4 separate regions of the Mus musculus genome follow, and regions 1, 2 and 4 are each linked to region 3. Evidence: chromatin loops called from intact Hi-C (ENCODE). Cell type or tissue: left cerebral cortex. All regions are shown on one strand. Region 1 overlaps Capn11 (calpain 11). Region 2 holds the start of Gm52283 (a long non-coding RNA gene). Region 3 holds the start of Spats1 (spermatogenesis associated, serine-rich 1). Region 4 holds the start of Tmem151b (transmembrane protein 151B).

Region 1 (8,000 bases), 160 kb before region 3:
TGGGGACACCACAGAGCCCAAGAATTGTCCTGTATCAGAAATTTGGACCTTTTCTGTGGCTATCTGTAAACCCCACTGACTTAAAGTTTTAAGTAGAAAAGGATATGCCTTTTGTAGCATGGTAAGGTCTTTATGGCACAGGAGGATGTCATCCATGTAAAGGAGCAAAATTAAAGAGGGGAACTGTTTCCTCACTGGCAAAAGAGCTTCTTGCACATAAAGTTGGCACATTGTAGGACTATTGGACATCCCCTGTGGTAAGACCTTCCATTGATACCTCTTATCAGGTTTAGCAGAATAAGCTCTCTGACCCGTTAACAAGTCAAAAGTCCAATCTCTCTGCTCTGGAGTTAAAGCAGCAGCGTTTGCTCGGGCCTGCGCCTGTGCCGCCTCCTGCCACAGAGCTCGCCATTCCACATATTTGGCCATACTAGGGAGAGCGGCTTTTGCAACCGTCTGCCAATCAGCAGGCGTTAGTGCCATACCAGCGAGCCTGTCTAACTGCGCCAAGGTAAAATTAGCATTGGTTCCGTATTTACGAACCGACTCGGCAATTTCCTTAATCTGTACGTATTCTACCGGAGCGTGGACACGCCCACCCTCGGCTCCTTCAAAGACTGGAAATGCCTGTTGTATTTTCTTTTGTTCCTCTCGGGGAATGAATGAGTCTGCGCACTGCCTCTCTGCGCACTGCCTCTCTGCGCACCTCTCTGCGCACTGCCTCTCTGCGCACCTCTCTGCGCACTGCCTCTCTGCGCACCTCTCTGCGCATTGCCCCTCTGCGCATTGCTGACGCACTACGCAGGGCGGGGGCTCCGCATAGGGCGGACCTTGAAACCGACTGCCGGGAGGTTGAACAGTACGCTGACTTTCGCCAGCCGCTTTTGGCTTTTTTCTTGACCAATTAGCTGGCTGGTAATGGGCTGCTTCTTCCTCCCAGTCTGTTTCCTCAGAGGAGGATTCTTCACTTGCTTCAGAGCTACTAAGAGCTGGCTTCCTGAGCTCATCTAGTGACGAGTATCTCCTAGAGACCTCCGCTAATCGATCTTTTTTCTTCTCCCTTTTTCCTCTTTTTCTTCTAATCTCTCTCCAGGTATTCCTACCTAACCTTAACTTTTCCTCGGGTTCAAGACCCTTGGAAAGGCCTGTATACTTATTTTGTGTACCATACTTCCTCTTTGTTCCTACTCTCTCTCCCCGCTTTACTTCTGATAGATTGTCCTGAATTTCCTCTAGAATTTTCAGCCCTATCTTAATCACTTGATAGCATGTGAAAAAGAACAAAAGGGCTCCTAACACCAGAAAAAATTCAAGGCCAAACATACTCACTGGTACTCTCGTTCCCCAGCTGAAAAGTTCTGAATTCATACAGTTGAATCCTTCTTAACAGTCTGCTTTACGGGAACCTTTATCACCGTCGTTCCCCAGCTGATGAGTTCTGAATTCGGCAGTTGAATCCTTCTCAACAGTCTGTGTTACGGGAACCTTTATAAACGTGATCCGCAGTTCTGGTTCTGAAATGAAGTATCCCTCCTGCGCCAGTCCGGAGTTTTTTCTCGTCCCGGATTTTCTCGTCCCGGAATTCGGCACCAATTGTTATTCGTCGCGTTCTCACGACCGGCCAGGAAGAACACAACAACCAGAATCTTCTACGGCAAAGCTTTATTGCTTACATCTTTTTGGGGCCAGAGTGTAAGAAGCAAGAGAGAGAAGCAAGAGAGAGAGAAAACGAAACCCCTTCTATTTTAAAGAGAACAACCATTGCCTAGGGCGCATCACTCCCTGATTGGCTGCAGCCCATGGCCGAGCTGACGTTCACGGGAAAAACAGAGTACAAGTAGTCGTAAATACCCTTGGCTCATGCGCAGATTATTTGTTTACCAACTTAGAACACAGGATGTCAGCGCCATCTTGTGACGGCGAATGTGGGGGCGGCTTCCCACAGGCCTCGAACTCAGAAATCTGCCTACCTCTGCCTCCTGAGTGCTGGGATTAAAAGCGTGTGCCATCCCTGCCCGGCTTCTTTTGTTTTTTTTTTTTAAGACAGGATTTCTCTATAGCCCTTTCCTTCCTGGAACTCGATCTGCAATCCAGGTTGGCCTTGAACTCAAATATCCACCTGCCTCTGCCTCCTGTGTCCTGGGATTAAAGGCATGTACCAGGCAAGATTTTCCTTCTGAATTTTGTGTGTATGTGCATGTGAGTGCAGTGCCTGTGGAGACCAGAAGAGGGAGGTGTCAGATTTCCCCTAGACCTAGAGTGACGTGTGGTGGCAAATTACCTGCTATGAATATTGGGAACTGAACTCAAGTCCTCTAGAAGAGAAGGTGTACTCTTAGCTGCTAGGCATCGCTCCAACTCTTGAGTGGTTTGAGACAAAGTCTCACTCTGTACAACAGGTTGGTGGCAAAAGAACTTACAATCCTTTTAGCCTCCACCACCCAAACGCTGAGATTACAGAAGTGTTCCAAGACACACCTTGGGCCTTTGGCCACTACTGCAACCTGTGCACAGAGTAGGAATGGGGGCCACAGAGAGAGGTGAATGGATATGTTCAACAGATAGGAGCCTGTCCTGACAGCAACCAGGATGCTGTGCAGCCTAGCCTAAACTCCTCCAAACCAAAGCGTGTCACCCTGGTTTGTGACTCCCTTGAGTCTGGGACCTCCACACATGTGAGGCCGCTCAAGGGGCAATCCCTACCTGCCTGCCTTTAAGGGGACTGCTGGCTCCTGGCTGCCATTGGCTCCCTTACCACCTGCCCCAAACTGCTGTACCGTGTGGTGCCCAGAAATCAGAGCTTCAAGAAGAACTATGCTGGCATCTTCCACTTTCAGGTAAAGGGAAGACCTGAAAGAGAAGGAGGGAGGGGTGGAAGGAAGGAAGGAGAAAGACAGGAAGAGAGGAAGGGAGGAAGGGAGGGGGAGAGAGATCATGTATGTACTTATTTTGACACTGTTTGGGAATACTTTTCAACTAACTTTCAGAGAAATATCTGCTTATGAAAGCTAATTTTTTTAAACTCTAAAGAAAATAATTAGCTGTTTGTGGCTCTCTTCCTGTTCTCTCTCTCTCTCTCTCTCTCTCTCTCTCTCTCTCTCTCTCTCTCTCTCTCTCTCTCTGTGTGTGTGTGTGTGTGTGTGTGTGGTCCATGTGCCTGCATCCACAAATGCGCATTAGGCACTCCTGTGTACATGAAAATCTCCACCATACAATTGGTATAACCTGGATGTTTAACCGATAACTGATCAGGGGAAAGACAGGAAGGGAGGATGGAGGTGTGGAAAATAGGGAGGTATTTTAAGATTTTAAGGCTTTTGTTGACTTTCCCTCGCCTGTTCTAAAGAATGACTGGGCCTTGGTCAAGATGGTTTCGTGGATGAGTGTACTTATCCCCAGGCCTGGCAACCTGAATTTGATCCCTGAAACTTGCATGGTGGAAGGAGAAAAATAACAGACAGATATCACACACACACACACACACACACACACTATACATATATACCTTTTTTAACAAAAGAATTCCAGTTTGAGTAATTGTTGCTGGTATGTTCTTGTCCTGACCACGAGGGGGCGCTCTAAGGACAGATCTCCTGTAAGCAGACAAATGTCCCCTTGCCACCCACAGCTTTGGCAGTTTGGGCACTGGTTGAACGTGGTCGTGGACGACCGGCTGCCCACTAGGAACAACAAGCTGGTATTCGTGCACGCCTCCCATCGCCAGGATTTCTGGAGCGCCCTGCTGGAGAAGGCCTACGCCAAGTGAGTTGCCCAGGCCAGGAACCAGGCTGGCCTTGAGCTGCCTGGCTTTGGCTGCCAAGGAAGGTGGGCTAGGACACTAACTGAACCAGGGGAGGAGACAGGCCACGATAAGGCATGCCTCATTTCCCTCACAATTCTGCCTGACTGTTCACCCCAACTGACATCTCCTAACAGCGCCCTATCTGCCTGCAGGCTGATCGGATCCTACGGAGCGCTGTCTGGAGGCAGCACTTTGGAGGGTTTGGAAGATTTCACAGGCGGCGTAGCACAGTGCATTCCGCTCCAGAAGCCCCCTGGCAACATGCTAAGGCTCCTCAAGAAAGCCCTGGAGAAGTCTTCCCTCATGGGCTGTTCCATTGAAGTAAGCCAAGCTGGGTCTTGTTGGATATTGTCGCTCCCCACCCCGACCCCAAGGCTCTTACCCCGCAACGACTCATCACTAGCTACCCCTTTCTTGAACTAATTTTTGTCTGCCTGTAGTGCAGAATGACTGTTCTCACCGGGCACAGCCTCCGAGTTGTTTCGACTTTCTCTTTCTGTGACCCCTTAGTAACTCATAATGCAAATTTTCATAGCTTGTCTTCTCAAGGGAGAAGGGAGAAGGTTCCAGAAAGGCAGTGACCTTTTTTTTTTTTTTTTTTTTTTTTGGCAGTGACCTTTATGGGATGCATTCACTATTGGACCCTGGGACTGTGGACGATACCCAGCATGCATTAGGCACTCAACAAATATTTGTTCAAATAAATAAATGTACCCAGAGTGCTTCCATGTAACCGCGGTTATGGGAGCGGGGTATTTATTTCAGGCAGAGTAGAACTTACTCTTCGCAAAGCCTGCACACAGATGCTTGCTTCTGCAGGCTGTACTCGTAATAGCAAAGAAAATCGGAGTTAGTTGCCTTTCTGCGGGTGACTCAATTAAGTTAAACCAATTGATTCTTTTTTCTTTCTTTCTTTTTTTTTGGTGGGGGGCTTGGGGGGTTCGAGACAGGGTTTCTCTGTATAGCCCTGGCTGTCCTGGAATTCACTTTGTAGACCAGAAATCCACCTGCCTCTGCCTCCCAAGTGCTGGGATTAAAGGTGTGCGCCACCACACCAGGCTAAACCAATTAATTCTTACATGCCATAGAGTACAGACAACGACAGCCCCTAACAATAGGGGCCTCTCTATGACCTTCTTGTAATGACAGCATTGTCCTGGAGTATTAATGATGGTCAGGGGAGGAAGGAGAGGATGAGGGGACCCTGGACACAAAGGCCCTTTAGAGATGCAAGCAGTAAAGAACCTGGCCCATAACTTTGGTGACAAATCCATGAAACTACATCTGTGATAAAGCTGCACAGCCAACTGCAAGTGACCAGGGACAAAGCTAGGAAGAAGGGGCTGGAGAGGTGGCTCCACGGTCTGCTTTTCCAGAGGACCAGGGTTCAATTCCCAGCACACATGGCAGCACACAGCTGTCTGTAACTCCAGTCCTAGGCGATCCAAACCTTCTTCTGGCCTCCATAGTGCGCAGACACACACAGCCAAAAACACTCACACACACACACACACACACACACACACACACACACACACACACACACACTTCATAAGCTAGAGGGAGATATGCAGGCTGCGTCAAAACCTGCATCCTGGTGCTTGCTTTGTTCTGTGAGCTTTTTGTTTTGTTTTGTCCTCTTACCTGTTTACTTAGGCTTTTGGTTTTGTTTGTTTGTTTGTTTGTTTGTTTGAGACAGGGTCTCACTATGTACTCCTGGCTGTCCTCAAACTCAGAGAAACTTGCCTACCTTCACCTCCCAAGTGCTCTAGGCTTACTCCTATACATTCAACTTATAGTACAGCATTGCAAAACATTGGAAATCCGAACTAGGGGAACAAAGGCTCTTCCTGTACTACTGCGGGTGAATCACCAATTGCTTCCGAATCTAATGTACAGGAGCTGAGGAGACGGCTCAGTAGGTGTTTCCTCTCCATGTGAGATCTAAATCTCAGCCGGGCAGTGGTGGCGCACGCCTTTAATCCCAGCACTTGGGAGGCAGAGGCAGGTGGATTTCTGAGTTCAAGGCACAGCCTGTTCTACAGAGTGAGTTCCAGGACAGCCAGGGCTATACAGAGAAACCCTGTCTCAAAAACAAACAAACAAACAAACAAACAAACAAACAAACATCTGAGTTCAAATCCCCTGCACCCACATTAAAACAAACAAAAAAACAAACAAACAAAAAACCCAGCAGGGCTGTGTGTGCCTATAGCCCCAGTGCTGAGCATAAAGACTTGGAACTTGCTGGTCAGCCTATATATCCCAAAGCAATAAGCTTTACCTTCAGTGAGAGATTATGTCTCAAAGTGTAACTCCAAGTTCCCCAGAATCCAATGCCACCTTCTGCCACTCCTAGGGTACCAGACACACATGTGTATCAGACAAACATGCAGCAAAACTCTCATAACACATAAAATCAAAATAAGCATTTATTTAAAAAATACAGAAGAGATTCAGTGGCTTTCTTTGGCCATCTCATGTATTCACATTCACCACACACATGAGTGACATCTATAGTCTCTCTCTCTCTGTCTCCTCTCTCTCTCTCTCCCTCTCTCTCTCTCTGTCTCTCTCCCTCCCTCCCTCCCCCCATCTCCCTTTCTCTCTCTCTTCCTTTCCCTTCTCCCTCTCTGTGCCAGTGTGTGTGTGTGTGTGTGTGTGTGTGTGTGTGTGTGTGTGTGTGTGAAGTATAAGCAAGGTGTAGTGTCTCATGTCTATAAACCCTCAAGAGGCTGAGGCTGGAGAATCACTCTTGGCTACATAGAGAATTTGAAAGCCTCTAGGCCATATTAGACATGCCCTCTTGTAGATATAATATTCGTGTTACAAATCACATAAAATGATGGCTGTCTTAGGATTTCCAGGCCAGATCTTAAACACTCTCCCTTCTTTTCTGTAGGTCACAGACAATAGTGAAGTAGAAACCATGACACATAACATGCTGGTGCGAGGACATGCTTATGCAGTGACTGGCCTAGAGGATGTGAGTACAAGCAATTGGCCTCCCTTAGAAATCACAGGTATGGGAGAGCCACCCCCTGCCCAGGTCCTGAGCATCCATGCCTCTCTGCCTCCAGGTCTACTACAGAGACAAGTTGGAAACTCTAATTCGGATCCAAAATCCTTGGGGTCGGGTTGAATGGAATGGAGCCTGGAGTGACAAGTAGGGGACCAAACACACAGCAGGGTTCCTGTGGAAGCCAACGTCACGGGTGGGGCCAACTCTTGTCCCCAGTGCTTCGAGGTTTCATAAGAACTCTGAAGGTGGCTGCCCTTCCCATCCACTGTTTTTTCTTGGCAGAGCCACAGAGTGGGAAGAGGTGAGCCCAGATGTTCGGGTACAGCTGCTACACAAGAAGGATGATGGCGATTTCTGGTCAGTGTGGCTTGGAGGAGCCTCAGACTCCCCACAGGCATCCCTCATCTCCCTACAATCGCCTCTGTGTGGTGTGCCTCGGGTGAGGAGGTCCTAGGGTCCCTTCACAGTCAGGTCAGGGCCCGTAGGTGTGGCTGTGGAGTGTACTGACAGCGCTGTCCGTCCTCCCCTTCCCAGGATGTCCTATGAAGACTTCATGAGCAACTTTACACTGCTGGAGATCTGCAACCTCACCCCGGATGCCCTCAACACCTGGGATTACAAGAGCCGCTGGCACTCCACCTTCTATGAGGGCAGCTGGCGAAGGGGAAGCACTGCAGGGGGCTGCAGAAACCACCCGGGTAGGCGAGGGCAACCTGAAAACTAGGCCTGGGCAGGAAGTCACAGAGGCAGGGTGGATGAGGGCACAGTTTGTGGAATGCCACGGCCCTCAGGAACCCAGGCAGGAATGGCTGGAATCTCAGGGCACCCAACAAGGGCCCAGTCAAAGACAGAAGGCCCTGCCCCAGCACAACCACCTTGACCTGGATCTTCCACAGAGACGTTCTGGAGCAACCCCCAGTTCAAGATCTCTCTCCCGGAAGTGGATGACCCAGAGGATGACTCTGAGAAAAACGAAATGGTTTGCACCTGTCTGGTGGCACTGATGCAGAAGAACTGGAGACATGCTCGAGAGGGACCCCAGCTCCTCACCATAGGCTTTGTCATCTTCTCGGTGTGTCCCCGGGATCCCCAGCCACCGGTGCTTCCCCTTTGGCTCCTTTTCCTCCTCCTCCTCCTCCTCCTCCTCCTCCTCCTCCCCTCCCCCTCCCTCCCCCT
Region 2 (8,000 bases), 150 kb before region 3:
TTCAGCTTAAGTGTTCCCGCGTGCTGTCAACTCACACCCGCCTCCTAGCCCGCCCTCTTGTCAGGAATTCCATCGCCTCCCCGCGCCGCGTCGTACACATTATTCTAATAAAGAGGACAAGGTTATTTTCCCACTTAATTCTTCAATACCAAAGAGGGGCTCTGCAAATGTGCTTGTCTACAAATTACTAGGGGGCGCTGCAGGGTTACAGGATGTTAAACGCAGCTCAGCCCCAAGCTTTGAAAACATTAGGAACTCTTAGATGCGTTGAACGTTGTGGGGTGGAGGGGCGCCACTGAGCCAATGGCCAGCGAAGCCTGACCTGGGGCTGACAAAGCCAAGAGGCCACAAGGCTTTGAGGTGCCTTTGTCCTATTTTCCCTCAAACTGCCCCTCCTCCAAAGACCGCACCGCAGGGGTCTCAAAGATCAGAGGACAAGCTCCAGGTGTGTGTGTTGGGAGTGGTGGGGGTGACCAACGCCTTTAATCCCCAGACTTGAGAGGCAGGTGGATCTCTATGAGTTCAGGCCAGCCTGGTCTACAGAGGGAGTTCCTAAGACAGCCAGGGCCCTGTCTTGGAAACCAAACCAAACCAACCAACCAAATCAAAGGACAGGCAGTTAGTTGCAAGAGCCAGCTGGTAGACCACACAATGAGGAGTCCCTTCTGGTAGGCGACTGGAGGTCTGTCTTCCGGCTGCTGTACGGGCTCCGGACTGGCTGGGTGGGCTGAGAGCAGCTGGTGTTTCTCCATCTCATCTCAGGACTTGGATTGCAGATGCGTACCCCCTTATCTGGCTTTTTAAAGTGAATCCCTGGGTCCCAACCATCAGGCTTGAGTGGCAGGCCATCTTCCTGGTCCTCGCTCTTCCTTCTCTTATAGAGCCAGTAATAATGCCACCATAGGACCTTCCTCCCGTGACTCAGCCTCCTAGATAAGGCTTCCCTTAGATTAAACCACTTCCCTTAGATTAAACCTTCGTTCCACAGAGCAATCAGGATACTTCCTGCCTCTGTGTACAGCTTCCTAGGGACCGGTGGTTTCTGTCAAATTCTGCAAATTCCCCCAAATTCTGGCAGTTAGACAAAAGCCAACATAGGTCAGGAACTTAGGAAGCCAGTCCCACCTCTGCCAAGAGAAGCCTTTCCCCTTATCACTAACAGAGGGAACAAGTAGCTACCTGCGGTGTTTATTAGTATACCAAAGTTCCCTGAGTGTCACACGTGTCTGTTACACATTGCAGAGTCCATGTCTGCATCCTGGCTCCTCTCAGCCCTTCCTACACCTGCTCAGTCTTATAACCCTGCTATTTTGACTCTCTCTCTCTCTCTCTCTCTCTCTCCACTCCAGTCTTTTGCCTGTGTTCTCCTGGTCTCCCTCCTTCTCCCACCTCTCTCTACCGGCCATATTCAATCTTCTCTCTCTCTCTCTCTCTCTCTCTCTCTCTCTCTCTCTCTCTCTCTCTCTCGTCCCTACAGTAAAAACCTTCCCTTAATCACACCATGGAGCCGGGCAGTGGTGGCACACGCCTTTGATCCCAGCACTCAGGAGGCAGAGGCAGGCTGATTTCTGAGTTCGAGGCCAGCCTGGTCTACAGAGTGAGTTGCAGGACAGCCAGGGCTACACAGAGAAATCCTGTCTCGGAAAAAAACAAATAAATAAAAAAATAAATAAATCACACCATGGACCTGATCTGTCGTCTGTTTATATATACACAGTTTGCAGTTTCCTGAAGAGCAGAGCCTACTGGGACAGACGCTGTGCAGACAGCTGGGATTGCCATCCTTTGAGATCCTTTCCCAGTGCTCCAGCCCTACCCCTTCTCTGTCACTCTAAAGATCAATTTAGTCAGCTTGTACAGAGCTGCCTCTTCCCCCTCTCATGGCCACACCCGACTGACTGTCCCTTGAGGAATTGGTTCCTGTCCCTCCAGCCCTTTGTTTTCCTCTCCTTTGCCTTGTGATCAGTCACACTCTCCAGGGAGCCTCTGAGCCTATTCTCCACATGACTCTCTCCCTACAGAGCTCATCTCCCTAGGGATGGCAGGACATCCCAACAGGCAGTCTTAGAGAGGTTCTAAAACTAACAGGTCTTTTGAACTTTCAAAAGGTCTCAACCAAAACAGGGCTTGGTGGCGCAGGCCTTTAATCCCAGCAGGCAGATCTCGGCCAGCCTGGTCTACAGAGTGAGTTCCAGGACAGCCAGGGCTACACAGAGAAACCCTGTCTCGAGTAAATAAACAAGCAGGCAGAGTGAGAATACTTGACCCTTGACATCAGTAAGTATTTGCCGGCAATAGCTGTATACAGTTTGTGTTAAAATACAGAAAACAAGACACGCCATTCTTCCTTTGACTCCATCCCAGTGGGTTCATATGGCCACTTATGCACCTCACCGCCCTAGGAGGTTTTGTCCCCACTGTGGCCTCCCAAGGATGTGTCCCCACAGGCTGTTTGACTACATTTCTGCTCTTCCCCCTTAGCCTAGGGCACAGAGATGTCAGCCTACACCACTCGTGAGCTGACTTTGATTTGAGTCCCTGGCAATCTAGATTTCATCTCTTGATGACCAACTGCCAATTTTCCACAGATGTTGCCCCTCCCCCACCCCCTTTCTCTTTCTTTGATGTCAGAAGAACAACTCTACCCTGCTTCTTGCCTCCCTCAAAGTATCACCATTGTTCAGTCTTTTGGTCTCTGAGAAAGTGGGGTCTGGAATGATCTGGAAAACCACATAATACTAGGTAGCACTTAAAAGCAATGTAGCACTTAAAAGCAATGAGCTCAAATGCGATCCAGTCTGGAAACAACCAGTGTAAAGAAGCAAAGAGAACGAGCTCACTCAAATGAAATTTTACTTTATTTCAGTGTGGCAGAATATGTAAAACACAGAGTTTATTATTTTATGAGCCAGCAAGGTGGGCTCAGCAGCAGGGGAAGGCAGTTGCTGCCAAGTCTGACGATCTGAGTTCGATCCCCAGAACCCTTTATGGCAGAAGGAGAGAACTGAATCCCCAAAGTTTCCCTCTGAGATCCACCGAAGCATTAAAGTACTAAATCCACAAAAATTGTTTGGCTGCCATCATATAAGAAATTGCCATTTTAGCGCTAAACACAATGTATTGTGGTGTGAGAGAGAGACAGAGACAGACTCAAGTTATGAGGCTTGGCAGCAAACGCCTTTACCTCCTGAGCCATCTCCTCAGCTGGCCACTTAATATTTAATACTTCTTCAGTGTTGGACCAACTTGAAACAGAATCAACCGGAAGACTGAAGCTTTCCCAGCAGAGGCAAATGATTCCCACGTAGTCCTCTAGATGGCGGTAGAGAGTTCTATCGCGCTCTTGTCTGACGTTTCCTTTCCCTTATGCCATTGGGTACTGCTGGGAGTCAGCAGCTGCAACAGGTTCTCAGAAACCCCACTTATGCTGCGGCCGAGGGGTCCTTCTGAGAAATGATGCCATGCGACAGGCATAAAAGGAGGCTTATTGTGGGAAGGGAGGAGATCAGGGACCTGGTAAAGGGGTAGAGGCAGAGAAAGGGGGAAAGGAGACAGAGAAGGACCGAAGGGGAGAAAAAGAGAAAGGCCGGCCAAGAACACGTGGGAAGAGGAGGAAGGGGTCTGGGGTAGCAAGCAGTGCTTCTATCCACTGTACTTGGCTCATACCTGGAGGCGAGTGATGACGCACGCTGTTGCTAGGTAACTGTTGGGCAGAGCTTATAGAAATTGTCTATAAACCAGTACACTCTATACTTTCTTATATATTTTAAAAGACTTATTTTTCTGTATGTACCACTGTGTGTGTGTAGGCCACGTGTGTTGCAGGTGCCATCGGAGTTCAGAAGAGCGTGTCCGATCCCGTGGAGTTTTAGTTTCAGGCAGTTGTGGGTAACGTTACCTGACCTGGGTGCTGGGGACTCAACTCTGATCCTCAGCAAGAGCAGGACAGAGGAAGAGAGGAAGAACTTAACCTCCGCGCCATCTCTCCAGTCTCCTGTATTGGCTTTTTTGCCTCAACCTCCTGGCAGTCCTCTTGCCTAGCTTCCTGGGTGCTGGTATTCGAGGCACGAACGACCATGCTCAGGCACTTAGGAGCTCATTAACAGGTGTTTCCAATCTTTTGACACAATGAGACAACACTGTACCTGTTTATGTCATCCCAGTGCTAATATTTCTTTTTTTTCCTGTCTCCCTTTTTCCTTTTTAGATTTTATCCAGCTGGGAGCAGCCAAGAGTTTATATAAACAGCTCAGCATTGCAAACCGAAGCCCAAATACCAAGAGAAGCCAGAACCAAGAACACCAGACGCCCTTAGTAGGCACTCAAGAGCACCAGCCTATGTCTAGCTTATTTGGCTTCTCCTCGGGCTCGTTCCTCTGGCCTCATTAGGTTCAAGTGATGAAGCCAGGGTCTGCTTTGAGATAACTATTGTTGTGGCTAGACTTGCCACCCAGATGGCTTCTAAGGTCCTAGAATTCAGTCACCCCTTTTGCCCTTTGAGTAGCTTCTTTTGTTTGTTTTGTTTTGTTTTTCGAGACAGGGTTTCTCTGTGTAGCCCTGGCTGTGATGGAACTCACTCTGTAGGCCAGGCTGGCCAGAACTCAGAAGTTCGCCTGCCTCTGCCTCCCAAGTGCTGGGATCAAAGGCGTGTGCCACCACTGCCCAGCTTTGAGTAGCTTCTTTAGGATCCATTTGTGGTAGTCACATGTCACCATAAACTTTGGGGAGTCTCATCTGGGGTTCCACAAGTTACCAAAGAAAATTGGGTTCCCCTTTTGGGAAGTCTTAGTCTCAACCATAAAAGGATTTAAGAACCAAATTATAAGGAAACTCTGGGTCAGTCTTATTAAAGGTTAAAAGAGAGCCTCTGGGCAGGCAAACTAAATCTTGAGGCCATTTGGAGAAGGAAGAGGACCAAGAGGAAGAGAGACACCCACACCTCTGGAAGCCATATTACAAGAGAAAACTTCTGGGAAAGAGCAAGAAATTCTTAAAGTGAGTGGGCTTTGGCCAGTCTTCCAAAGAAATAGAGAAGAAAGACAAAAGTAAAGGTGTTCTGACAAGCTGGATGGCTTAGCAAAGATGGTGGATCTCAAAGTAACTGCTGGGTGCAGGTATTCCTACAGGTGGCTGGAGAGAGACACACCTGTGGTTGTATGAGCATTAAATTCCCTACCTAGAGCCGGGCGTGGTGGTGCATGCCTTTAATCCCAGCACTCGGGAGGCAGAGGCAGGTGAGTTGAGGCCAGCCTGGTCTACAAAGTGAGTTCCAGGACAGCCAGGGCTATACAGAGAAACCCTGTCTCGAAAACAAACAAACAAAAAATATTCCCTATCTAGGGTGGTATGCAAGCGCTTCCACCAGCTGCTGTCTGTCTCCCCAGAGCTTCAGAAGCAGGGCATGTGGCGAACTTTTTGCAGTATTCCAGTCTGTTAAAGGAGTAATGGTAGCCGAGTGTCTCCTTGCAGCCTAGATGAGAAGATACATTTGGCTGTGGCTTAGGGTTCATTTTCTATAAGCTGTCTCGAGTTTTAGCTCATCTTTGTTCTTAGCTTTTTATTTGTTTCTTCTTTATAAAATTCTAGGACCACTTTCTTTTCTTTTCTTTTTTGAAAATAGGTTTATTTATATTTTATGTGTGCCTGTGCTTTGTCTACGTGTCTGCCTGTGTACCTGTACATGCAGTGCCCATAGAGACAAGAAGGGGCTTCAGGTCCTCTAGGACTGGAGTTACAGCTGGTTGTGAGCTGCCTTATGGATACAGGGTCCACACCAGGCTCCTCTTCAGCAGCAGCAAGTGCATTTAACCCCGCCTCTCCCTCCTTCCTTTTGTTGATGGGGGGAAAAAATCCCCAATTTGACTTCAAAGGGAATAAAAGAGTTTATTTTGAAACCAAGTATGATTGACCATGGTCTGGGAACCCAGGCCTAGGTCACTCCAAATTCCATGCTCCAACGTGGTAACAGTTGGATAGGGTTTTCATAGTAACAGAAAAAAGAAAATTGTAACAGAGTGATGTTTGTTTGTTCCTTTGTTTGAGGACAGAGTTTCTCTGTGTGTAGCTTTGGCTGTCCTGGAACTCACTCTGCAGACCAGGCCGGCCTCGAACTCAGAGAGATGAAAATGAAAAGTCGGAGGAGATGGCTCAGTGGTTAAAAGCACTGGCTTTAAAATCTCTTCCAAAGGACCTGGCTCCCATCCCCGGCACCCACACGATTATTCAGACTTCTCTATAGCTCCAGTGCCACCAGGCACACATACAAAGCACATACATGCAGGCAAAACAGCCATGTACATAGTATTATACTTCTTTGTTGTTGTTTTTGAGATGGGGTGTACTTTCTGTAGCCCTGGCTGTCCTGGAACTCACTCTGTAGTCCAGGCTGGCCTTGAACTCACAGAGATTCGCCTGCCTACGCCCCCTGAGTACTGAAATTAAAGCCTTGTGCCACCACCGACCGGCAAAATAATACATTTTAAGAAGTCTTAAAGAAATGAAGGCCGGGCAGTGGTGGCACACGCCTTTGATCCCAGCACTTGGGAGGCAGAGGCAGGCAGATTTCTGAGTTCAAGGCCAGCCTGGTCTACAGAGCGAGTTCCATCACAGCCAGGGCTACACAGAGAAACCCTGTCTTGAAAAAACCAAAAAAAAAAAAAAAAACCAAAAAAAAAAAAAAAAAAAAAAAGGAAATGAGACAGTGTAGTATCGTGTAGGCTCAGATTTTTTTTTTTTTTTTTTTCTTCCGAGACAGGGTTTCTCTGTGTAGCCTTGGCTTTCCTGGAACTCACTCTGTAGACCAGGCTGGCCTCGAACTCAGAAATCCACCTGCCTCTGCCTCCTGAGTGCTGGGATTAAAGGCATGTGCCACCATGCCCGGCTCGGCTTAGATTTTTCAAAACCTACTTTTAATAAGGATTCTCAAATGCTTCGACCCCCTTCAGTATCTATTTTTATATGCAAAATACAAATATTGTTTGTTTTTATTATTTTGTATTTATGTGTGTTGTATCATATGCAAGCCTGGTCAGTGCCCTCAGCGATCAGAAGACCATAACAGATCTCCTTCAAGTTAAGTTACAGATGCTTGTGAGCCACCATGTAGATGCTGGAGAATCACCTTGGTCTTTGGAAGAGCCAGTGCTCTTAACCTGGCTGTCTTTTCAGCTCTTAATTAATTTTTTAATCCTGGTTATACTATAAGATTACTTAGCCGGGCAGTGGTGGCACACACCTTTAATCCCAGCACTTGGGAGGCAGAGGCAGGCAGATTTCAAGAGTTCGAGGCCAGCCTGGTCTACAAAGTGAGTTCCAGGAAAGCCAGGGCTACACAGAGAAATCCTGTCTCGAAAAACAAAACAAAACAAAATTCCTTAAAGAAATCACCTGCACTTAAGGTTTAAAAGGTCCTGAATGCTGCTGTTCAGAGATTGATGTCTTTCTTCAAATTAGGGTAAGATTTATCCCAAATCTTTCATTGAGTATCCATAGCTAGAATAAATGGAGTTAAAAATCTGTTAAATATCTGAGCATATTATAGGGCCTTTTACCACCATAAGATTGATGTATCTTAATACTGGTGTGGCTAAGATATGGCCCATGAAAAACCCATTTTCTTTTTTTTTTCCCTTTCCTTTTGTATTCTTCTCTCTTTTTAAGATTTAGTTATTCTTTTATGTATATGAGTACATTGTTGCTGTCTTCAGACACACCAGAAGAGGGCATGGGATCCCCTTACAGATGGTTGTGAGCCACTATGTGGTTGCCTGGGAATTGAACTCAGGACCTCTGGAAGAGCAGTCAGTGCTCTTAACTGCTGAGCCATCTCTCCAGTCCCTCTTTTTTTTCTTTTGAGAGTCCATCTATTTTTATTTTATGTGTATGGTCTATGGGTGCATAGACACACTTGTCTATGCATGCAGTGGTCGTCGAAGTCAGAAGATAATGTCGGATCCTCTGGGACTGGACTTACAGAAGGTTGTGAGCCACTCTGTGGCAGC
Region 3 (8,000 bases):
ATCATAACAGCTTCCGGAAACAAAGATATGAAGGCAAGGTGGTCGTAACAGCAGGGAGTGAATGGTTTTGTAGGGGAAAGGGCATCTTGGTGACCAGCAGGCAAGGAACACCACAAGGTGACACCAAGCAGCAAACCTCACACAAGAGATTTACTGAGGATAAGGGGATACAAAATGGCCGGCTCTGAGCGAGGATGGAGAGTGGCAGGCCAGGTCAAGATGGCTGGCTTTATAGCCGGGTTACAGAGCATGCATGTAGGGGAACTACCGTGAGGGTGGCAATGGTGGAGACACGTTCCATTGGCTGTGAGTGATGGCAGGCTGTCCTCACTGAGCCAATGAAGGTCGTCTGGGGGGTGCTCTGAGGAACCTGGTTTTGGAATGTGGACCAACATATTAGACCATGTTACAACACAGTAGACCAATAGGAAGTCATACCAAGATAGCCATAACATCCATTTTGGAACAAAGGTAGGGTTGCAAAACTTGGCTATAAACAACTTTTTGAAACAAAGGCATGACTGCCATTCTTGAAACAGGCAGTCCAGTACCATTAGCAGTTATAGTTACAGGTAAGGTACAGCCCAGCTCTTGAAAAACAGGCTTAATCATAAAAGAAAGGAACCTAGTTTGTCTTTACTGTAAGCTGGCTTTTAAGCCTAAGATGGAGGCAGGGTTGTTCTTCACATGACGGGAAGCCCTGTGGAAAATTACCCAACCCCATTTTAGGAGCCGGCTAACTTATCTTAGTTTCTGTTAAACTGCCTGTGTGTGTGCAAACCTCCCTGCAGCTGCTGGCTTCTGTTAAACTGCCTGCTTGTGCAAACCTCCCTGCAGCTGCTGAGCGAGACACCAGGACGTTAATTTTGCCTTTAAAAAAAAAACACACCCCAAAACCTTATACTCAATACTCAATACTTGGGGCTACAGTTGGGTCCTCAATACCAGAGTATCGTCCCAGCTAGCTGAATTAAAGACTCTCATTTGGCTACAGACTGTGGTGTTCTCTGGTGGGCTTCCTGTAACAGCAGGAGGGTGGGGGAGTTAATTGTGTTACTTCTGAGTCTGAGAACAGAGAGGACAGGAGGGGTCTCGAAGCTTCAAGCCTCACCCTCAGTGACCCAGTTCCTCCAGTAGGGCTATATCTTCTGCATGTTCCACAACGTTCCCAAACAGCATTTCTACTTGGACGCCAACTGTTCCAACGCCCGTGCTTACTCAGGGCATGACAATGGGCGTGGGCATGGGGTGGAGGCGGATGTATGCTGACAGTTCATATGGCTTCCTCCAGAATGCCTGCTGAATGCCTGCTGAGCAGGGTTAGTGGGTAACCTGGGGTTGTGAGCCCTGCCACAGGCTCGAGCAAGTGGTGTTGGCTCTGCTCATATTCTGCCTCATAATTCAGGGGCCAGGCACATGGAAGGTTTTTTCTTTTTTCTTTTTTTCCCCTGGAGTCAGCATCTTGGTACCCATGTCACCATGTTAACTTTCAAAGGATTGGCTGGTTTGAAAGCCCCAATAACAGTTGTCTATATTTTCTTTTATATTTATTTATTTTATATGAGTACACTGCAGCTGTCAGACACACCAGAAGAGGGTATCAGATCCCGTTACTGATGGTTGTGCGCCACCATGTGGTTGCTGGGAATTGAACTCAGGACCTCTGGAAGAGCAGTCAGTGCTCATCTCTCCAGCCCTATACTTTCTTTTTTCTTTTTGGGAAAATGGATAAAGTCTTGCAGTGTTTGACTATTTATAGCTTCTTATTAGATCCCAGGAAGAGTCTGCCCCTGCTCTCTCTCTCTCCCTCCCCTCCCTCCCTCCCCTCCCCTCCCTCCTTCCTTCCTCTCTCTCTCTCTCTCTCTCTCTCTCTCTCTCTCCCTCTCTCTCTCCCTCCCTCTCTCTCTCCCTCCCTCCCTCCCCTCTCTCTCTCCCTCCCTTTCTCTCTCCCTCCCTCCCCTCTCTCCCTCCCTCCCCTCTCTCCCTCCCTCCCTCCCTCTCTCTCTCTCTGTTTTTCTTTTTTTTTTAATATTTATTTATTTGTTATATGTAAATACACTGTAGCTGTCTTCAGACACTCCAGAAGAGGACATCAGATTTTTGTTACGGATGGTTGTTAGCCACCATGTGGTTGCTGGGATTTGAACTCAGGACCTTTTTAAGAGCAGTCGGCACTCTTAACCTCTGAGCCATCTCACCAGCCCCTCTCTCTGTTTTTCGAGACAGAGTTTCTCTGTGTAGCCCTGGCTGTCCTGGAACTCACTCTGTAGACCAGGCTGGCCTTGAGCTCAGAAATCCGACTGCCTCTGCCTCCCAAGTGCTGGGACTAAAGGCGTGCGCCACCACTGCCACTGGACTGGATGTTCTCTTTAACACTGTGGGTCACTTCAGCACATCTGTCACCCCAGGACTTGGGAAGCAGAGACAGGAAGAACTTCTGCCTAAGTCTGAGATTAGCTTGCATTACACAGTCCCAGAGTCAAAACAAACTAAAACCAAGAACAATAATAAAACGCTATGGATTATGTGATACTTCTGTCCCGATCTGGAGGGTCAAGTACCAATTCCAGGCCACAGAGAAAGTCTCCTCTACTTTCCGTTAATATGTGATGTCAACTCTCGTCCTGCTTGAATCCAGCTTCGTGATCCCCCGTGATCTCTGCCCTTTCTAGCTTGCCCAGAGACGAACCTTCCTTTACATCTATTTTAAGGACATTTCCCCCAGTCACAGGTTTAGATGTTGTCTTTGTTGCCTATGGCTGGTTTCTCATATCCAGCACGTCCCTTCTGGCCCCATCTCCTCTTACCCGGCTTTTATCAGATTAATCTCCCTAGAGCTCTGGGGTCTGGTCTTAGGGTTTCTATTGCTGAGACGAGACACCGTGAGCAGGCAACTCTTATAAAGGAAAACTTTTAATTGGGGATGGCTTACAGTTTATAGGTTTAGTCCATTATCATCATGGAGGGAAACATGGCGGCATGCAGGCAGGCATGGTGCTGGAGAAGGAGCTGAGAGCTCTACATCTTGATCTGCAGGCAGCAGAAGGAGACTACTGTCTACAGACAGCCCGGAGAAGGTAATGAGGTGACAAACACAGCCCTCACTGCAAAGAGTGCTCATGTGAAGGCCTGGGACTGTGGGCTTGTAGTGAGGACCGAGGCTCACTACTAAAACGGTCTGTCTCCTGAAGTCAGAAGATAAACGCCTGCCTGGCTCTTTTATGGCGGTATGGTAAATTGAACTCGGGTTCTCATGCTTAGGGGACAGGCGCTTTACTTCCTGAGCCATCTTACCTGCTTCCAAGTCTGTTTTTTCTTCACCTTTGAGTCTTCCCTGAGCACTATTCTTGGAACACAAAAGGTCTCTCTAATTATGGATCCTGACCTAAGCTGACAGTAAGCTCCACTGTAGATCTGGGGCTGGCTGGCAGCGTTAGCTGGATCTGGGGTAACTTATAAGTTCTTACCCCACTGCAGGTTCAGCAGACTGTGTCATCCAGCACTGATTTCTCAGAGACTCCCAGGAGGCCTCAGCCTTCAGGTTGCGATAGAGGACGGGCATCTTCTTCCCCATGCCTGGGTTTACACTGCCCTCTGGTGGACACCGGTGGTATAGACAGGCCCAGCGATGAATGGCAGTGGGTTTCCTTTTTCTGATATTGAGGAGGGAAGGCTTGCTTTCCTGGAGGGGTTTTGGTGGAGCTGCGAGGCCTCCAACCCAATTTACCTTGCAGCTCTTTGGCGTTAACAAGCACACGGCCTTTTTACCAATGTATGACACTCCTCAGATAATGCCTGGCTCAACTTTCTTTTCCCAGCGTGCTTTGCTAAGACCCATGAGGGAAGAGGGAGAGTTTATCTGATATCTTTCTCCTCGGTGGCCCGGCCGGCTGCTTTTCTCTTATCCCCAGACACCTAATTCTTACTTCTGCCCCAGCTTCTCTCAAAAAGGGGATGGGATAGCAGGGGGTGTGGGAAAACAGAGAACACCATCTGTCTTGTGTTTTGTCTGTCTGTCTGTCCCTGTAGTCTCCCCCTCCCGCCCTGTTCTGTGACTGCCAGGGTCTCAGCTCTGCATGTGGTCCACAGCTCCTGCTTCTCTACCTCACCTGGAACCAAACTCCAGGTCACTGAACTGAGGAAAGCTGGGCCCCATAGAATAGAGGTCAGGGATGCAGGCTCAAGTCCAGTCTCTCTGTTTCTGATCAGATGGCAGGAGCTCCGTAGGAATCACTGAACAACGAGGCCAAGATCTTCCAGTCCTGGCAAACTGAGCCGAGTGGCCAAGCCCAGAGGTCTAGAGTTCTAAAGCTTTTAGAAGCCAGAGACTCACGGCTCTCGAGTTGGAGGTTTAACTTTAACATCAGCGGCTCTGACTGCAGTGGTGGCAGACCAGAGCAAGCAGCAGCAGATGGCTTGCTCCTTTTAGGGTTACAGTTCTTGTACAGGCCGCAGGTACTGGGACCCTTCCTCGTGCAGCAACCAGTGCCATGGGCATTGTTTAGGATGTTGTTATCTTAGCTCTTCATGGTGGGTTCTGTTACAGTTCTCTGGAAACTTGGCCCCTATGGCTTGGCAGCTCTCAGGAACTCTTGGGTTTTCTTTCTTGGTCTTTTGCTATAATCTCCAGTGCTGCTTGCGCCGCCATTGCAATCTTTCTGTTACTAGCTGAGTCTACTCTACTAAGGGAGTTAGGCGAGAAGACCTGGGAAGCTGGCTCAGTCTGTAAAGAGTGTGGAAGCCTGGGTTTGATCTTCAGAACCCATCTTTAAAAGCTAGGAGAAATGTACCTTTAATCCCAGCACTAGGGAGGCAGAGATAAATGGCTTCCTGGGGTCTGCTGACTAGATAGGTAAACTATTCAGTAAGAGACCCTCTATCAAAAAATAGGGCAGAGAGTGATTGAAGAAAATGTTTGCCTTTGACCACCGTCTCCACATGTATGCACACACACACACATGCACACATGCATACACACACATATGCACGCGCACACACAGAGTATGAAAAGATCATTTTCTATTGGCCCTACCAACCACTCCAATCCCAAGACGGTGCACAGAAGCATGTCTCGTACCTACTATGCTATACAAAGGGAGCTTTGTGAACTCTGCTTATATAGCCAGGGGTGCCTGCACCAATCACAGCAGACTCTCATGCAAATGAAGGACTATGTTTGCTCTAGTGGCAGGCTTTCTGCTGGGCTGCCAGGAAAGTGTTCCTCTTCCGATCAGGGGCAAGATCATTTAGAGTTCCCTAGAGCTTTTGAAGACAATGAGTGCCATGCAAGCGGCTGGAAGCAGTCATAGGTGGGGTTGCGCCTCCAAGAGCCAGAGAGCTGCGGTTGTTGGGTTGGTGTGTAACTTCCTCAGAGCGTTCCAGTGCCTGCCACCAGCATAAGGGCAGTCCCCTGGCTGTTTGGATGCCAGTCCTATCAGGGCACTCAGGGTGCCTGGGAAAGATGTAACACCTGTCAACTGGGGAGTCAAGCCACTTAATCTCAGCACTCAGGACACAGAGGCAGGGACAGGCAAATCTGTGAGGTTGAGGCCAGTGTGGTCTACATAGAGAGTTCCAGGCTAGCTGCAGCTACACAGAGAGACCCTGACTCAATAAAATAAAAGTCAAGCCACTCTGGCCCCAATGTCTTAGCTTTTTATAAAGGAAAAAAAATCACATTAAAAGGGATGCTTACAACAGGATTTATCACTATATAAAGGCACTTCAGCTGCAATTAACAGCACTTTAACAATGCTTTGCTCCTGCCCCAGAGAGAGATGGTGTCTTCTAATCTGTCAGTGCCTTTAACCTGTTGCAGTCCCTGATAGGAATACTACTATTTTACAATTAAAATTAATCCTGTGAAACTGACAATATTCAGCTGTTTGATCCCACCAGTGGCCATTCTGACATTACCACCTTCTCATTTTCTTTCTTCCTGAGACAGTTTCTGTGTATAGTTCTGGCTGTCCTAGAACTCGCTCTGTAGATCAGGCTGGCCTTAAACTCACAGAGACCCACCTGCCTTTGCCTCCAGAGTGCTGGGATTAAAAGTGTGTGCCACCACTGTCCAGCTCTGGCTTCTTTTTTATAACCCCAGTGGCCGTCTCCTATTGGATGACTCCTCAGTTAGGGCGTGGCCTGGAGAGGATCTACTCCGTCTAAGCAATATTTGGCTAGCTCAGTTTCAAGATTTCTATACTCCTTCTGTTGTTTCTTTTGCAATCAATGCAATTACTAACAACAGAACCACTCTGTGGAGAGGGTTCAGTGGGTAACGTGCTTTCTGCACAAGCCGAGGACCTGAGTTCAAACCCCAGGACCTACTAAAAGCCATATGGCACATCTATAAGCTGGTGGGACAGAGATAGGTAGTTCCCTGGGACTCCTTGCTGTAACAGTGAACTCCGGGTTCAGCAAGAACCTTATTTCAAAAATGTAAGGCAGAGAGCAACGGAGGAAGACACCTGACATATACAAATGCATGGGCAAGTGAGTCCCTGATACATGTGCACGCACATGCATACAGCACACAAGTAAATATGAATAATTATATTAATTACTCTCTCTCTTTTCCTCCTCCTCCTCCTCCTTCTTTTTTTGTTTTTTTTTTTTTTTTTGAGACAGGGTTTCTCTGTGTAGCCCTGGCTGTCCTGGAACTCACTCTGTAGACCAGGCTGGCCTCAAACTCAGAAATCTGCCTGCCTCAGCCAGCCTCCCAAGTGCTGGGATTAAAGGCGTGTGCCACCACTGCCCAGCCCCCAAACCAGGTCTCAATATAAATTTAGAGACTAAGCTTGGGATGGGGGGCGTTTCTATGTGAGATTTATTAGGGAAAGGGTTAGAAAGATAAATTTCAGTCTATACCATGGAGAGAAAGATAGCTTTGTAAGGGTGGAACTTGGGAGTGAATCTGTTTTCTGGATGACCTTGAACGAGCCTTTGTTCAAAGTCAGTTTTCTATTTTGAAAAACGCAGCTGGCTGCTGAGGCAAGACAGCATCCAGCAGGGCGCCTGGCCCAGAAAAAGGAGCGGTAAGTGGTGGGTGAATCCTGTCTAATCAGGATGCCAATTCTACACCGACATCTGCAAGCTCTGTAGAGGGTGCACCGCACACGGCCACCCGAGGTGACAGAAGTAGCAATGACAGTTGTTGGAAAAGAGCCGCAAACTAAAACAAAATCCTGAGGTTCTGCAGCTCTGAGGTCTGAGACCTCCATCCTCAACCCAGGCCGGAGCGCCGGGTGCAGGAAGATAGGTGCGTCAAGAGTAGCGCGCCAGCTCGCGGGAAGTGGCGCGTTGTCCTGGCAACCCTGGACCGAGCCTTGCAGGCGGTGGTAGACGCCCTTGCTTTCGCTTTGCATCCTGGTATTTGGCAGTTCCGCTGCCAGTTGGTGCGTTGATCTGGGCCACATCCTCCATGGAGTCTTCCAAGGGTAGATGAAGGGCTTCCCCCAGGGAAGTAGGGTGGGACTCAGAGGTGGAAAGGAGACCCAAGGACGGGGCGGGGCGAGTACTTTCGGGAGCCCTGAGTCAGGAGGAGGAGGAGTGGGCAGGACATTCAAACCCGTGAACACCGCTAGGAGGTCCAGTGAGATTTAGGTTTTTCCCTTGCGCTGCCTCTTGAATTTCAATGACTTATGGGGTCTGTTGGTTTTGAATGATAGCCTTTCTAACAAGCACCTTTTGGGTCCGATTGCTTTTCACTGTGTGAACTGGTGAGCCCATGAATACTGGATATGGCAATCCCGTCCGCCAACTTCCCTCTGTCTCAAGAGCGGCCTGTACTAGAGAGCGGCAGAAGGTTCCAGAGAAAAGCGACTTGGGCATGACTAAGGTGGAAAAGAAATACAATTGAGTTCTGGGAAATCAAAAGGTTGGATGGGTGTATAAGCTTATGGAGAGAAAAGGTTTATTGGACTCATAGCTTTATAGGTTTTTTTTTTTTTTTTTTTTTTAAAGACTAAGCACTGCTACCTCATATGTAGCCCAGAGTAGCC
Region 4 (8,000 bases), 75 kb before region 3:
GAGGAAGTGAGCTGGGGCAGCCAGCTGCCTATCCTGTTTGTTGGGGGCAAAAATTCTCAGTCTAGTCCCTCTTTTGGAACCACTTTCAAATGGGCATCCAGGTAGCACCGTTAATCCAGGCTTCCTGAGCTCAGATGACAACCTGTAATCCTGGTGTAGTCTTTTTTCCCCCCTCTGGTTAGGGTGTTCTGAAGTTAGGCATTGGTATCCCAAATATTGAGCAAACAGGGACATTCCTTCCCCCAACAAGAAAAACAAAAACTGAATTGGTTGCGGGGGAATTCCTCTTCCCAGGAGTGGGTCACTAGTAGATTTTCAAGACTGTGGCTGGTGTTCTAGGTTACAAGGGCACTGCTATCCTGTCCACTCCCAAAAGAGGTGATGATGTCTGGTTTTTGGTCTGAACCTGGCTACAGCTTAAAAGCAAGTTGCAAGTTAAGTTTGGAGTTTGGAGAAGGAGGCTGGCCCTTCCAGGGCAGGTGCTGTGAGGGTCTATCCTCTCGGGTGATGAAGTGGTGGTGGTAGCCCAGCCAGTTGCAGCTCGGAGGGGGGCTCTAACTGAACATCTTATCTCAGCCTAGCCAGTTTACTCACGTGTCTCCATCCTCAGAGATGTATGTGAGCGCCTCGAGTTGCTGAGGGCTCAGCACCCCCGCGGGGGGCAGCGGCGATCCTGGGGCGGGAGGGCTTGGATCCTTGGCTTCGGGTCTCTCCAGTAAGGGGAAGGATTCAGTGAGAGAGGAGGAGGCATAAGTGGAGTCCGCTCGCTCTCCATCCGCATCTTCTTTCTCTGGTTCCTTGTGGGTCTCCGGAGCATGTCTCCAAGGCTGTGGGCAGCCGCTTTGGGATGATCCGGAGCCTGGGGCCGCAGTAGGTTCAGGCAGGGAGCGTAGAGAGCGCAGCGACTCTATGCCAGAGTCACACTGGCTATCATCCGCCTCGTCCGGCCCCTTCCGCGCATCCGACATGCCGGCCGCGCCAGCCCGGGGTCCAGGGTCCAGCGGGATCTAACTCTGAGGTGTGCAAAAGCGAGCTTTTCCGGGTTTGTGTGACCGCCTAACAGAACCAGAGTCACTCTCCGAGCGGCTTCATTACCTGCCTGTGCAGGCGCGGGGAGCGGATGAGAAAAGCGAGAGGTCCAGGGCGCCGGCCAGGTCCACCGCAGCGGGTGCTTTGGGCAGCTGAACGGTCCCTAGTTAGGTCTTCTCTGTCGCCCCGCCCCCGGACCCAAGAAGTGGCCCGCAGCCACTGCCACGCCCACAGCCCCGCCCTCAAAGGAGCTTCCGGGTAGAGCCCCGCCCCTCCGGAATCCCCCTGTTTGCTGCTTGCGTAGGCAGGGAGTCTCTGGTTACCAGTCTTGACTCACTCCTGCGTGGATTGTTTCGCCCATTCATTCATTCACTCATTCTTCCCCTTCCCTTTTATTTCATTCACTAATTCCGTGCATTTGTTTGTTCCTTCTTTTTAGTTCCGTGGTGTCTTCATTCATTTATTCATTCAATTGTTTAAAAAGTGTATTTTTAAAAAACTTTTCTGCATAAACCGGCTACTTTGTGGGGAGTTTGTGTAGGTTGGTGGTGGTGGTGGGGTGTCTTAGCGTTTCTATTGCTGCAATGAAATACCCTGACCAAAAAGCAAATTGGGGAGAGAAGGTTTTATTCGGCTTATACTTCAAGATCATAATCCATTATCAAAGGAAGTCAGGACAAAACTGAAACAGGACATGATCCTGGAGGGAGAAGCTGATGCAGAGGCCATGGGGAGCGTCTTGCACACTGGCTTGCTCCCCATGGCTTGCTCAGCCTGCTTTCTTATAGAACCCAGGAATACCAGCCCAGGGATGGCATCATGCACAATGGGATGGGGTGGGCCTTCCCCATCAGTCACTAATTAAGAAAGAGGCTTACAGCTGGATCTTATGGAGGCATTTTAACCGAGGTTCCCTCTTTTCAGATGACGCTGGCTCCCATCAAGTTGCCTGACTAGCCAGCACAGATGGGGAAGGGGTGGTGATGGTGGCTCTGCTTGCTATCCTCTGCCTATTTTTTTCTCAACTTCTCTTGCCTTTTCACTTATTTTCAATCAGTGCTCAGGGGGATTGGTAAGAGAGAGTGCATCTATTATCTTCAGGGGAGCAGCTTTTCCCTGGGAAACCTTCATAGACAGTTCTGGGTCAACTCCCCTGATGATAGACTTGGCAGGAGGATGTGATCTGGGGAAGTGGGTTTTCTAGGGAGGACTTATCTCACAAGCCTTGGTGGTCATGGGGTTTCTTCTTCCTTGCAGGGTGTGCACTGGCCTTTGGTAGGTACAGGAGATGGCTGCCCCCAGCAGTCAAAGAAGTTTAGTTCCTCACAGTGGAGCCAGGGTGGGGAGGCCCCTGACACTACTGAAGTTTCCACCCTAGCCCTGAAGTCTTTCCCCTCCCTTCTTGCTTTTCTTCAACATGACTAGGGTTTGAGAGAACACCACCCACAGGCGATCCCTGAGATGGAGCATCTTGCTGCTCTTTTCTTGGGGCTAGCAATGCCCTTAGAAGACCATTGCCAACCATAGGAACAGCTTCATTGCATCCTTGGTACTGGGGGATGGGGGAGCTAGCAGAGATAGCTATTATGAGCCATTCTCTTCTGCCTCCCCCCCCAAAAAAACCTTATTTTCTTCATCCATTCACTCGTTTGCAAACATATGGAGCCACTCTTGAAAATGACCCAGGTTCAATTCCCAACATCCACAGGTGGGCTAACAACCATCTGAGATCTAATATGATGCCCTTTTCTGACCTCCACAGACACTAGATATGAACAGATGCAGGCAAGACACTTATACACATAAAATAAAAATAAAAAATAAATAACTCTTATTTATTTACCTTAGTTTGTCAAGACAGGGTTTCTCTGTGCGCTCTGGCTGTCCTGGAATCACTCTGTAGACCAGGCTGGTCTCGAACTCAGAGATCCACCTGCCTCTGTCTTCTGAGTGATGGGACTAAAGGTGTGTACCACCACTCCTTTAATAATAAAATTCCTTTAAATAAAATGTTTGAAAGTTTCTGGCAATCACAATGTAGAATGTTTGTCACATAGTAGGGCCAACTACTTATTCAGTGGGGAAAGAGACAGAGTTGGTTCAACTTGAGCTGGAGATGGCGAGGGAAAGAGTTGAGGAGAGCCTCCTCTCCTCCCAGGAGTCAATGCTGTGACCTTAGCCAAGATGTGTAACAGTGAGGACATGGAACCTGAGGAGACCACCCCCTGGAGCCAGGCAGGAGCCCCAGTGGAGGGAACAGGACACCAACCCAACTGCAAAACTTTCGACCTAAAATTTGGCCTGTCTAAAAGAATTGTAGAGACAAAGATGGAGCAGAGACTGAGGGAATGACCAACCAATAACTGTCCCAATTTGAAACCTATCCCATGGGCAAACACCAATCCCGAACACTATTAATGACACTCTGTTATGCTTGCAGACAGGAGCCTAGCATAACTGTCCTCTGAGAGGCTCCACCCAGCAGCTGACTCAGACAGAAGCAGACACCCACAGCCAAACATTGGACTGGTCAGGGACTCTTATAGAAGAGTTGGAGGAAGGAGTGAGGGCCCCCAAGGCATTGGCAACCCCACAGGAAGACCAAAGTCAACTAACCTGGACCCTCGGGAGCTCTCAGAGTCTGAACCATCAACCGAAGAGCATACATGAGCTGGACTGAGCCCTCCCCCGCACATATGTAGCATTTGTACAGCTCAGTCTCCATGTGCATCCCCCAACACCTGGAACAGAGGCTGTCCTTAAAGCTGTTGTCTGTCTGTGGAGTCAATTTCCCAATAGTGGGAGAGGATGTGCCTAACCCTCTCAGAGGAGAAGGGGATGGGGGAGGACTCTGTGGAGGTAGGACCTGGCGGGAGGCAACAATTGGGATATAAAATTAATTAATTAAAAAAGAAGAGCATCCTCTCGATTGCTCACTGCTCTAAGTCCCCCTGGAGGACTAGCAAGATGTGCTGGGCTTAAGGCAGGCTGGAGTCATGACAGGACAGCTAGGGAACTGAGGCAGCCATTAGGAATGTAGCTCAGGGATAGATGCTGCTTACCCGGTGAATGTATTTTAGCTTTGATCCTTAGTTCTAAACACTCCCCCCCCAAATCAACACGCTGAGCAAAACAAAGAATAACTGAACAGACAGACGCTCCTTTGGGGTTAATGTGACTTCAGAATTTTTCAACGTCCTCTCCTGTATGCACCCCTTCCATTCTCAAAATCTAGAGCAAATGTATAAACTACGGGTTAAAAAAAAAACCAAAAAAACAAAAAAACAAAACAAAACAAAAAAAAACCAAACCTGCCCGAGGCCCAGAGAAGTTAGCTGGCTTGCCCAAGAACCCATAGTTAGAAAAACAGAACTTGCTTTTTTTGACCTAATCCTATGTCTTATAAGTTTTCTTCATTGAAACTCTTACCAAGGTCTAAACATCATCGATGGGGGAACCCGACTTACAGGAGTGCAAGGGACCACTTTTCTAATTCACAAAGAAGCCACATTTAAGGATAACTATTTCAACCCGACTGGGTGTATGGGCCTGAGCCCTAACAGGTGTGTGGCAATCCCTGCATTGACCATATGAGGTCAGCATTGAGCCACCGACAGCCTCAACCAAAGTGCCTATACTCTGACAGGAAGCCTGTCACTCCAGGAGTTAGAAGAAGGACCCAGTGGCAGTGCTACCTTTGACTCAAGCTGCAATGTGGTCAGGCTCTGACTTTTATTAACATCAGCCTTCTGCCAGTGGCGCTACCCAGCCCCTCCCTCCGTGCTGGGTGCTGGTGTTCTCTGCCTCTCTTTGGATAGCCCTACTTCCCACCCCTGCCCACTGCACTAGGCTTATCTTCAGGGAAACAGGCCCAGTTTCCATGGTGACCAGGCGGTCAACTTCTTTCACTGCCCCCTCCTTTCAATCCCCCATTCCCTGGCGCTTCCAAGGAAAGATATTGTTTATGACCAGAGAAGATGGGAGTAGTCTCTTGGGAGTTCTGAAGTTGACCAAAGGGAATTGTCCTTTTTTTTTTTTAAAGATTTATTTATTTATTTTCTGTATATGAGGACAGTGTAGCTGTTTTCAGACACACCAGAACACCAGAAGGGGCATTAGATGGTTGTGAGCCACCATGTGGTTGCTGGGAATTGAACTCGGGACCTTTGAAAGAGCAGTCAGTGCTCTTAAGAGCTGAGCCATCTCTCCAGCCCCAGGAATTGTCCCTTTTACAGCTGTCCTCTGTTTGAGGTCGAGTCCCCTGAGAGACAGACAGTAATGGGCATCAGGGGGAAGGCAATAGCCAAATGGAAAGTATGAGTCGTTCATGTAGGTTAGGAGACAGCATAGAGTCCTGTGTTGGGCCTTCTGTCTGTACAGGGAAGACAGAATGTGGTGAGACAGGCTGAAACCAGAGTGAGGGGCTAGAGTTGGCTGCGAAGCAGTGGGCTGGAGCCACTAGAATGAGGTATCAAGATTTCTCTTGTGTCATGGGTGGGAAGGAGAAGTTTTCCCTTCTGGAGACTCCGCACGTCCTGTTCAGGGAGAGAACGGACTTTTTGATCTAAAGAGGGTCATTCAGGCTGACACTTCAAAGCAGTAGGTGAATAGAAGACCATCTGTTCTCTCTGAGGAGGGAGGAATAGGAAATGGGGCGTGGAAGCAGAAGCACTGGGGTGGGGGGAGCAGGCAGAGGTGGGGGGATACAAGGAGTGGCTTTCCTGATCCGAAGAGGCAAGGGGAAACCTGGCACCTCAGTATGCTTATTTCCTAACCCCAGAGATCAGATATGATATCAACACTGCCTCAAGGTCATCCCCTGCTCCAAAGGAACTTCTGGAATTGGGAATTGAAGCTAGTTCTTCCCAAATGCTAGACAAGTGTTCTGTCACTGAGCTATCACCCCAACCTACTACCTAACACCCTTTTTTTTTTTTTTTTTTTTGGACAGTGTTTTGGTATCTAGTCCAGGCTGGCCTTAAGTATTGATCCTCTTGTCTCAGATGTGTGTCACTTCCCTTCACAAAGAGAAAGCTCTGAAGTCTAGGAGTCATCCTGTGGGTGCTGGCAGGTGGTTCCGTAAGCACTCACTTGTCCTCCTCATGCCTTGGTCTCCTCCGGGTAAGGAAGAACAGTTACTGTCTGACAAAGACCCCAGTAACACAGTGGGTTGGCACAGTGACTATTCACACCCAGAACAACCATTGCCCGGTCTTTATCACAATCTATTATAATGACTGGTTTGCATGTCTTCTCCTCAACTAGGCTGTGCCTTTTGAAGGTAGGAAATTGCATTTTATTTCTATACATGACATACAGTAGGTGCCGAGTACTTGTTTACTTATGGATACACCAGGAATGCACGCAGGCAGAACACTGCCAGTCTCTTGTGTGTCTTAGTCAACGCAGGGAAAAGCAGCAGTGGGTGGGCAGCATACAGGGCCTGGCTACTGGCAGTCACTCAGCTTGCTGTGGTCTGTGACTTGACCTCCCTACCTCGGCAGACTAGTGGACTTTTTCATTGTACCCGGGAGGAACAGAACAAGGGCTTAGAGAGAGAAAGTGTTTGTCTAAGGCCACACAACTTATGGCAGGGCCAGAATTAAGAGTTAGGACTCAGGTGTCCTTTACACCCCCCCCCCCCCCCCCCGTTCTAGAGAACTGGATGCACTTGATCGCTTTTCTGGGGCTGCTCTTGGGAAGGAGGGAGAGCCTCCCTGCGGCTCCTCTCTCTGCCCTCCAGTAGTCCTTTCTTGGATTTAGCTTCAGCGCCTCTAGAGTCCGGCTTCTGCCTTAACCCTTTACCATACAAATTAGGAATAAGGGTCTTCCCTAAAATGTCCAGACTCATTCTCTTCTCCCCAGCCTTCAGCTTCAAGGACTTGTGGGACCAGAGATGGGAGACCGACGCTGCTTGATCCTCCCGCTCGCCAGGGCCCTTCTAAGAGGACAGCTGGAGAGGAGTTGAGGCTGAGATCTTCCCAGAAGGGGCAGGCGGAAGGAAGATGCGGTGAACAGGGCCGAGAGACAGAAAGGGTGCGGGGAGCCCCTGTTGCTTCTCCCCTTTAGCGGTGTGGTGGTGGTGGTTATTAGGAAGGCTTGGGGGAGGCGGAGTTTGGGGGGCTGGGGGCGGGGCTCTGATGCACTGGGAGGAAGAGGGGGGGCGCGCTGGCTCCAGCTCGGCTCAGACAAAAGGCGGCGGCGGGAGCGGGCGGGAGGCGGAGCGGCGCCGCGAGGGCCTCAAGGTGACACCCGCCCCCGGCCCCGGCCCCCCCAGCCCGGCCCCTTCAGTCCGCCCTCCCACCCATCCCCCCATCTCCAGCCTCCCCCGTGCCCTTTCTAGGCCCCCTCCCCCCGGCGGGGGGTGGGGAGCAGAGAGGGCCCCGCCCCTCGCGCCCCCTCCTCAGGACCAGCGCAGGATGCCCCCGGCCCCTGGCAGCCCCCCGGGAGGTCCTGAGCTCAACGCGCCCCCTCTACGCCATGTCCCCCCCTGGCTCGGCCGCGGGAGAGAGCGCCGGCGGCGGCGGCGGCGGTGGCGGCTCCGGGGTCCCAGAGGAGCCCATGGCATCGGCGGACGAGGGCCCCGCCCGAGAGGAGGTGAGAGCCGGCGGTCCCCGGTTCCCCCGTACAACCGCGACCTGGCCCCCATCCCCCGCACCTCGCGCGGTCCCCGCCGGTTCCGCCGCAGAGCGGCCGGCGCCCCGCACCCCGAGCCGGCCGCTGCAGCCGCAGTCCAGCAGCATTGCCCCGACCTGGCTGCCCGCGCAGTCCGCTGTGGCTAGGAAGGGGCCGTGTCGGGGGCGGGGCTCACGGGGGTCCGGGGCAGGGGGAGGGGCCCTGGGCGGAGCCTCGCAGACCCCCGGCTTAGCAGAGAAGGGCTAGGCCATCCCCCAGGTGAGGATGGTGGGCGGCATCCCACCTTGAAGGCCGGGAGGGAGGACTGGGAGTGCTCGGAGGCAAGAAGAGTGCCT

Evidence for each region. Peaks named below come from ENCODE experiments on the same cell type or tissue, not always from the same donor. Only the 100,000 strongest peaks of a DNase experiment are listed, where the experiment ranks them.
Region 1: a loop joins it to region 3, with 3 times the contacts of the local background. A loop is called at or near these places in 12 of 42 quality-filtered maps.
Region 2: it touches region 3 in a loop (2.0-fold over the local background); 2 of 42 quality-filtered maps call a loop at or near these places.
Region 4: a loop joins it to region 3, with 7 times the contacts of the local background. A loop is called at or near these places in 36 of 42 quality-filtered maps.

The regions. Positions count from the first base shown.
Region 1 is chr17:45,638,591-45,646,590 of GRCm38, reverse strand. It overlaps Capn11 (calpain 11), which reads left to right. Exons shown (of 22, transcript NM_001013767.2): 4 at 2,719-2,837; 5 at 3,629-3,762; 6 at 3,955-4,123; 7 at 6,705-6,788; 8 at 6,883-6,968; 9 at 7,107-7,181; 10 at 7,359-7,522; 11 at 7,721-7,896. Among named protein-coding and RNA genes, the nearest start is that of Gm52283, 16 kb to the right of the region's middle. In left cerebral cortex, CTCF peaks have their summits at 2,222 (motif pointing right) and 3,562 (motif pointing right); a DNase peak (open chromatin) is centred at 3,609.
Region 2 is chr17:45,622,329-45,630,328 of GRCm38, reverse strand. It overlaps Capn11 (calpain 11), which reads left to right. Exons shown (of 22, transcript NM_001013767.2): 22 at 1-125. It overlaps Gm52283 (a long non-coding RNA gene), which reads left to right and starts at 3,378. Exons shown (of 3, transcript XR_003952231.1): 1 at 3,378-3,699; 2 at 3,810-4,106; 3 at 4,208-4,566. In left cerebral cortex, CTCF peaks have their summits at 203 and 3,310 (motif pointing right); DNase peaks (open chromatin) are centred at 148, 563, 3,319 and 3,661; H3K4me3 peaks cover 895 bases; H3K27ac peaks cover 460 bases.
Region 3 is chr17:45,474,235-45,482,234 of GRCm38, reverse strand. Spats1 (spermatogenesis associated, serine-rich 1) reads left to right here and starts at 7,297. Exons shown (of 8, transcript NM_027649.3): 1 at 7,297-7,436. The coding sequence starts at 7,421. In left cerebral cortex, CTCF peaks have their summits at 1,611 (motif pointing right), 3,597 (motif pointing left) and 7,311; DNase peaks (open chromatin) are centred at 1,608, 3,579 and 7,314; H3K4me3 peaks cover 1,154 bases; H3K27ac peaks cover 2,296 bases.
Region 4 is chr17:45,548,909-45,556,908 of GRCm38, reverse strand. It overlaps Tmem151b (transmembrane protein 151B), which reads left to right and starts at 7,232. Exons shown (of 3, transcript NM_001013749.2): 1 at 7,232-7,626. The coding sequence starts at 7,510. It overlaps Nfkbie (nuclear factor of kappa light polypeptide gene enhancer in B cells inhibitor, epsilon), which reads right to left and starts at 1,209. Exons shown (of 6, transcript NM_008690.4): 1 at 595-1,209. The coding sequence starts at 968. In left cerebral cortex, CTCF peaks have their summits at 4,607 and 6,835; DNase peaks (open chromatin) are centred at 1,267, 4,623, 6,417 and 7,076; H3K4me3 peaks cover 2,797 bases; H3K27ac peaks cover 2,184 bases.